Linked DNA regions of Homo sapiens: all the other regions are linked to region 3. Evidence: chromatin loops called from intact Hi-C (ENCODE). Cell type or tissue: OCI-LY7. All regions are shown on one strand.

Region 1 (2,500 bases), 200 kb after region 3:
AGCTGGAACTCAGGCATCGAAGAGAGGCACCTGCCCCAGCCGAGGGAAGGCTTCCAGGAGGAGGTGATGCGCCCAAGTCCTGGGGAGAAGGGTCTGACTGGCCCCTGAGCTTTGGCCAGGGAAGCAGTTCCACCAAAACTGAATCAGGGGAGGAGGTGGAGAGCCTAAAGGGAATGAGGGATGTCAGGAGGCAGAATGAACACTGGACAGGCACACACAAAAGCAAAGCAACTGAGGTCCACTATCATCACTGCTGGCGCGTGGACTTCCCTGGCCACCCTTCCTGGAACTTGGACTTGGAACCTTCCCTCCAGTCTTTCTCCCTGTTCGTCTCACCTCCTTTAGATGTGTTCAGGCAGGATTTCTTTTATTTGCATTTCAGGAAATTTGAAAAAAGTACAAAAAACCACCAAAAAAAATTACTTCCATTCCCAACACCCAAATTAACTGCTGTTAACATTCTGGCAATTTGATTCCATCATTTTCCTGCATATTACCCCCCTTCAATTTAATGAGTAGGCTGGGCGCGGTGGCTCATGCCTATAATCCCAGCACTTTGGGAGGCTGAGGCAGGCGGATCGCCTGAGGTCAAGAGTTCAAGACCAGCATGGCCGACGTGGCAAAACCCTGTCTCTACTAAAAATACAAAAATTAGCTGTGCGTGGTGGCACGCGCCTGTAATCCCAACTACTCAGGAGGCTGAGACAGGAGAATCACTTGAACCGAGGAGGCAGAGGTTGCAGTAAGCTGAGATCGTGCCACTGCACTCCAGCCTGGGTAACAGAGCAAGATTCCGTCTCAAAAAAAAAAAAAAAATTTAATGAGTAACAGATTATCCCCAATCATTTGCTTTGTAAAACAACACTGCTGGCCAGGCATGGTGGCTCATGCCTGTAATCCCAGCACTTTGGGAGGCCAAGGTGGGCAGATCATCTGAGGTCAGGAGTTCAAGACCAGCCTGGCCAACACGGTGAAACCCCATCTCTACTAAAAATACAAAAAGTTAGCTGGGTGTGGTGGCAGATGCCTGTAATCCCAGCTACTCGGGAGGCTGAAGCAGGAGAATCGCTTGAACCTGGGAGGTGGAGGTTGCAGTGGGCCGAGATCGTGCCATTGCACTCCAGCCTGGGCAACAAGAGGGAAACTCTGTCTCAAAAAACCAAAAAACCAAAAACCAAAACCAAAAACAAAAAAAAAATGGCCTAAAACCATCTAGTGGAAGGTTGATGGTTATCCTGGATGGATCAAGCTGGCAACACTCAAATTGTCTGATCAATTTTAACACCACTGAATGTGGAACAACCAGATCTGAAGTGGTTAAGTGCCCCCTAGAGGGACATTACAGAAGTACACAGCACCAAAAAGAATTCTTGCAAAACAGCTGAACCTGAATCTAACCAAGCCTCTAGTTTACAAAAACACTGATGAAGGAATATGGTAAAGAACCACAAGATTGTCAACCAAGTCCAGATTAGAGACAATTCTACAGGACAACTGACAGTTTCTCCAACAAATAAAAGGCATTTTTAAAGGGGAGGTTCTCGATTATAGGTTTTCAAAAGATTTAACGGCCAGGCGTGGTGGCTCATGCCTGTAATCCCAGCACTTTGGGAGGCTAAGGTGGGAGGATCACTTGGGCCCAGGAGTTTGAGACCAGCCTGGGTAACAGAAGGCAATCTCTTCTCTACAAAAAATGAAAAATAAAGAAACTTGGCGTGGTGTGGTGGTGCACCAGCTACTTGGGAGGCTGAGGTGGGAGGACTGCTTGAGTCCAGGAGGTCGAAGTGAGCCACGATTCAGCCACTGCACAGCCTGGTGACAGAGGGAGACTCCAGCTCAAAATTTTTTTTTAAAAAAGAGACATATCAACTAAATGTAATGTGTAGATATTTTAAAATCCTAATTCAAAACAAACCAACAATTAAAAGACACTTTTTATTTTTGTTTTTTAAAGACAGGGTCTCACTTTGTTACCTAGGTTGGAGCACAGTGGTGGGATCACTGTAGTCTCAACCTCCTGGTGGGCTCAAGTGATCCTCCTGTCTCAGCCTCCTGTGTAGCTGGGACTACTGGCACACACCCAGCTAATTTTTTTTTTTTTTTTTTGGTAGAAATGAGATCTCGCTGTGTTGCCCAGGCTGGTCTCAAACTCCTGGCTTCAAGCAGGAGGATCCCTTGACCCCAGGAGTTCAAGACCAGGCTGGGCAACATGGCAAAAGTCCATCTCTACAGAAACAACAACAACACCCCCCCCAAAAAAAACCCCAAAAATTAACCAATGCATGCCTGTGGTCCCAGCTACTCAGGAGGCTGAGGCGGGAGGATTGCTTGAGCCTGGGAGGTCAAGGCTGCAGTGAGCCATGATGGCACCACTGCACTCCAGCCTGGGTGAGAGCAAGTTCTTGTCTCAAACAACAACAACAACAACAAAAAACTCCCAAAATTTGCAATAAAGATTAACGTATATGTCTCTCCAGCAGTTTGAATGCTCTCTATGTTA
Region 2 (2,500 bases), 150 kb after region 3:
GCCTCAGCCTCCCCAGTAGCTTGGATTACAGGCACCCACCACCACACTTGTCTAATTGTCTAATTTTTGTATTTTTAGTGGAGACAGTTTTCACCCTGTTGGCCAGGCTGGTCTTGAACTCCTGACCTCAAGTGATCTGCCGGCCTTGGACTCCCAAAATGCAGGGATTACAGGCGTGAGCCACAGCCCAGCCGTTGCTTTAAGTTACTCAGTTGTGAGGTGGTTTGTTACATAGTAAGGGCCAACTGATACCAAGCATCTTAGAAGAGACCTGTGACTATCATTGCTTTCTTTTTTTTCTTTTGAGATGGAGTCTTGCTCTATCACCCAGGCTGGAGTGCAGTGGTACGATCTTGGCTCACTGCAACCTCCGTCTCCCAGGTTCAAGTGATTCTCGTGCCTCAGCCTCCCTGAGTAGCTGGGATTACAGGCACCTGCTGCCATGCCTGGCTAATTTTTGTATTTTTAGTACAGATGGGATTTCGCCATGTTGGCCAGGCTGCTTTCGAACTTCTGACCTCAGGTGATCCTCCCACCTGGGCCTCCCAAAGTGCTGGGATTACAGGTGTGAGCCACCGCACCCAGCCGACTATCACTGCTTTCTATGAATGGTTTTCTCTGGCTGCTCCCATCTGCACCAAGTTAACCTTTTCAGTATTATAAAGAAACATTCTTGGATGGGCGTGGTGGCTCACACCTATAATCCCAGCACTTTGGGAGGCTGAGGCAGGCAGATCACCCGACATCGGGAGTTCGAGACCAGCCTGGACAACGTGGTGAAACCCCATCTCTACTGAAAATACAAAAATTAGCTGGGTGTGGTAGCATGCACTTGTAGTCCCAGCTACTCGGGAGGCTGAGGCAGGAGAATCTCTTGAACCGGGGAGGCGAAGGTTGCAGTGAGCCAAGATCGTGTCATTGCCCTCCAGCCTAGGAAACGAGCAAAACTACGTCTCCAAAAAAAAAAGAAAGAAACATTCGTCGTTGCCACCAGTCTTGCTATTAAAGTTTCCTAGCATTTTAAAGACATCAGCATAATGAGTATCAGGTGAAAAGTCTTAAAATTAATACCCCACAAAAATAGGATGTGAGCTTTATTAGGCCAACTCCTGAAATTACCCATATGGATTGTCTCAGAGGAAATTCAAAACATGTTTTAAATTATGGAATGTGTTTAACATGTAAAAACTGGTCTTGCTTGAATACTCTTGAATATCCCACTGGAAGGAGCTGGTGGAACACTCAGGTTTTACTTGCAAAAAATTTTCCTGAAAGAAATGGCATCATCTTCTGAAAACCAAACTGATAAGACTGTCTTGGTAGGGTTGGGCAGGGGCAAGAGAGTGGGGGTGGGTGGGAGGAGCCCTGGATATGGGGAGAAACCCAGATGTCCTCCCCAGCCAGATCCAGCTCTCTGCTGCCTCCAAGTGCTGGTTCGATGGCATCTCAGGAGAGCGCAGCCTGTGATTCTATGGGATGGCTGATCCCTCAGACTTGAGTCTGAACCCCAGACCCCAAGTGGCAAGGTGAATAGGAGGTCTGTGCTCTGTACCTCACTCCCACCCTTACCCCAAAAGCTGCCCATTCACTGTCATGCCACAAGGTGTCCGGTGACAGGAGATCAGGAATCATTAGCAACCACTGCCTCTTCCAGAGCAATTTAATTTTGGGGTCCGGTTAGCATTGTATTCAATACACAGAAGGTCATCCAAACCCCCCACTAAGTGTGAGTTCCATCTGCAGTAATTATATAACAGTTGAATTGCACTGAAATTGAACTTTTTGTTTTTGTTTTGTTTTGGTGGTCAAATACACATAAAACGTACCATTTTAAAGTGCAGAATTCAGTGGTATTAAGACCATTCACAATATTGTGCGACCATCACCACTACTTAGTCCCAGAGCTTTTTCATCACCGGATGGCAACCCATACCCATTAAGCAGCCACTGTATTTGACTTTTGACATAAGGTTACAATTCCTAGACACTTAAACATCTATTAACTTTGAAATGGCATTTTAATTTTTATATTTGGAGTCAATTAATTTTTTTTTATATGGAGATTCACTCTTGTTGCCCAGGCTGGAGTGCAGTGGTTCGATATCAGCTCATTGCAACCTCCACCTCCTGGGTTCAGTGATTCTCCCGCCTCAGCCTCCCGAGCAGCTGAGATTACAAGCACATGCCACCACATCCTGCTAATTTTTGTATTTTTAGTAGAGATGGGGTTTCACCATGTTGGCCAGGCTGGCCTTGAACTCCTGACCTCAGGTGATCCACCTGCCTCGGCCTCCCAAAGTGCTGGGATTACAGGTGTGAGCCACTGCACCCGGCCAAGAGTCAATTAATTTTTTAAAAGTCACACACATTTTCACAGGACCTTCAAAGCTGTAGGCTTAGGTCTATGCCTGGAGGGTCTGGGTCGGAGGAGGCCAGAAGAGCCCCTCTCTACTCCCACCTCCCCATCCCACCATGGGCTTCTGGGACTTGGGCCCTACTG
Region 3 (2,500 bases):
AGCTCCCACCAGGAGGGGACCACGCAGCAGCCAGCGCCCTGAGGCAGGCAGGGCTGGCCTGTATCTAGGACACAGGCATCCAACCCGCAGGCTTGGTAGAGGCAGGGTAGGCAGCAGGGCCCTGGAGGGACTGAGATCTGGGAGGAGTTAGGAAGGGCCAGAGGCTGAGGATCCTGACCCCAGGGCTTGTGATAGCAGTAGAGGAGAAGCAGTACTGATTCCTGGGGCTGTGTAGCCAACAGCCAAGATAAAGCCAGGAAGTAGAGCTGGGAGCCCCTGACTCCCCGCCCCCCATTCTAGTGACTGAGTCATTCTAGTCATTCTAGTGAACACCCCCCATTCAAACTCTCCTAGTTTGTACTCAGGGCAGCAGTCCCAGTGAGGGTGTGTGGAGTCCAGTGAAGGAGTGTGGAGTCCAGTGAGGGAGCGTGGAGTCCAGTGAGGGTCTGTAGAGTCCAGTGAGAATGTGTGGAGTCCACTGAGGATGTGTGGAGTCCAGTGAAGATGTGTGGAGTCCAGTGAGTAAGGGTGCGTGGAGTCCAGTGAGGGTGCGTGGAGTCCAGTGAGTGAGGGTGCGTGGAGTCCAGTGAGTGAGGGAGCAGGGAGTCCAGTGAGAGAGTGTGGAGTCTGCTGAGGCAGTATGGAGTCCAGTGAGTGAGGGTGCATGGAGTCCAGTGAGGGTGCATGGAGTCCAGTGAGGGTGCATGGAGTCCAGTGAGGGTGCGTGGAGTCCAGTGAGGGTGTGTGTGGCCACAGGGAAGCCCAAGACCGTGGAAGAGTGGACCCCTGCTTCCAGCTTTGGTTCCACGTAAAGGACTCAGTCCTTGGGAGAGGGCATCAGTTGCCCAGAAGGAAGGTCTGGGAAATGACCACTGACTGTCACATCTGACTGGGGTTCCAGCAACAGAGAGGGAGAAAGGTCTTGTTGCGGGAGTCAGGTGGAGGGTGACTGGCGTTGCCTACCTTGGGACCAGGGCCCACTGAAGGGTCTTTCCTGGACAGAATTCAGCGGCACGCTTTACAGTTCCTCTGTGTCCACCAGGGGGCGCCCATTCCTTGATAATCTTTTAACCTGGGCTCCAGTGGGAGGTCATTCGGGGACTTTGGGAGTGGTATCAAGGTGACTCTGGGCCCTGAGGTATATCCTCAGGCAGTGGTTAATTGTGTGCTAGGCTCAGGACTAGGGGTAAGTGTGTTCTGCTAGAACCAGCAAATGCTGTTCCAGGCCAAACCTTTGGTGGGATGAGGCAGCTCAGACAGCAGAGGCAGTAAGCTCTGCTGATATGGGTGTCTCAGGGGGACCCTAGCAAGGCAGCCCTGGGCCCTGGCTCATGCCTCATCCTATTGTTCCCATTTTGCAGAGGAGGGGATTGAAGCCCACAAGGTTCAGTTACTTGCCTCATGCTAACATGCCTGCCGTGTCTGTGTGCGGACCAGGGCACAGCTTCTCCCCTTTCAGGGGCCTTGCGGTAGTGGTCCCGAGCAGGACTGCAGCCTGAGGGAGCTGGGTTAGATCTGCTCTCAGCTCCAAGCGCTACCTGCCCTGTGTGGCCTTCCTTCACGGCCTTCGCCTGCACTCCTGCCTTAGAGACACCCTCCTGGGCGCCGAGCTTGGGAACACTGCAGTACTGAGTCGCCTTGGGCGGCAGAACAGAGAGGAGCCAGCGTTTTGGCTCCAGACCCTCCCTTTCTTCCCTGGATGAGCCAGGATGCAGATACCCAGGCTGTGCAGGGGGTGTGGGGTAGATACAGGTCAGAGGGTCCCTCCTACCAAGGCCTCAACCTGCCCCCGATCCTGGTGGCAGCTGCCTGGGGACATGCTGAACAAGCGGCCTGAGCAGCCCCATGAGAGTGACTAAGCTCCAGCCAGAGAAGGGAAAGGTCCCCCCAGAACTCTGGTGCCTGGTGTGAAACACAAAGGTCGGGGGGGCATGGAATGGGGTGGACACGGTGTCAAGGGGCAGGTAGAGGGAACTGGTCTCTCTTGCTCTCTTCAATGCACACATTTCCCTCCTTCCCAGCATCTCCCCTTAACCCAGGCCAGGCCTCTGCAGACACTTCAGTCTGCTCCTGGGAGTTTTCCTGCAGATACCACTGGATGGCTTCCTCAGGTCCTACCTGGGCAACAGGCCCACTAGCAGTGCCTATACCGGCCCCTGCCCCTGCAGCTCTCATTGGAGGATCCCAGAAGGTTCTAGGTGAGCTCTAATCCTTACCTCCACCTCTGAGGGCACGAGCTGGTGGCACTTCCTCCAGTTGGCTATCCTGACCCACTGCTCACAGCCCGTGTATGAATATCCAAACGGCACAGTAACTTCTCCAACTGTGTTCAAGGGGCAGGGTGGGCCTGCCCAACTAACCTAAGGGACCTGGAGACCAAAGGTTGGATGACTGCCAGGCTGCACCAGTGCCAAACCAAAACCCCGGCATTCTAAGAGGCCGGGGGGTACCACGTGCCACCAGCAGGGGGAGCCACGTCATGGAGCTAAACCTGTGAGGC

What was found. Peaks named below come from ENCODE experiments on the same cell type or tissue, not always from the same donor. Only the 100,000 strongest peaks of a DNase experiment are listed, where the experiment ranks them.
Region 1: a loop joins it to region 3, with 2.0 times the contacts of the local background. A loop is called at or near these places in 22 of 110 quality-filtered maps.
Region 2: it touches region 3 in a loop (3-fold over the local background); 17 of 110 quality-filtered maps call a loop at or near these places.

The regions. Positions count from the first base shown.
Region 1 is chr2:231,516,530-231,519,029 of GRCh38, reverse strand. It overlaps a transcript of NMUR1 not described here. Among named protein-coding and RNA genes, the nearest start is that of LINC00471, 3.4 kb to the right of the region's middle. In OCI-LY7, a CTCF peak has its summit at 1,331 (motif pointing left); a DNase peak (open chromatin) is centred at 1,319.
Region 2 is chr2:231,562,490-231,564,989 of GRCh38, reverse strand. No RefSeq gene overlaps it. Among named protein-coding and RNA genes, the nearest start is that of TEX44, 29 kb to the left of the region's middle. In OCI-LY7, CTCF peaks have their summits at 1,244 and 1,449; a DNase peak (open chromatin) is centred at 1,419.
Region 3 is chr2:231,713,960-231,716,459 of GRCh38, reverse strand. No RefSeq gene overlaps it. Among named protein-coding and RNA genes, the nearest start is that of MIR1244-1, 1.9 kb to the right of the region's middle. RefSeq lists enhancers at 107-401, 929-1,168, 730-1,259, 1,260-1,789, 1,799-1,958 and a silencer at 1,447-1,741. In OCI-LY7, CTCF peaks have their summits at 835, 1,048 (motif pointing right), 2,226 and 2,449 (motif pointing right); DNase peaks (open chromatin) are centred at 1,059, 1,659 and 2,489; H3K27ac peaks cover 2,358 bases.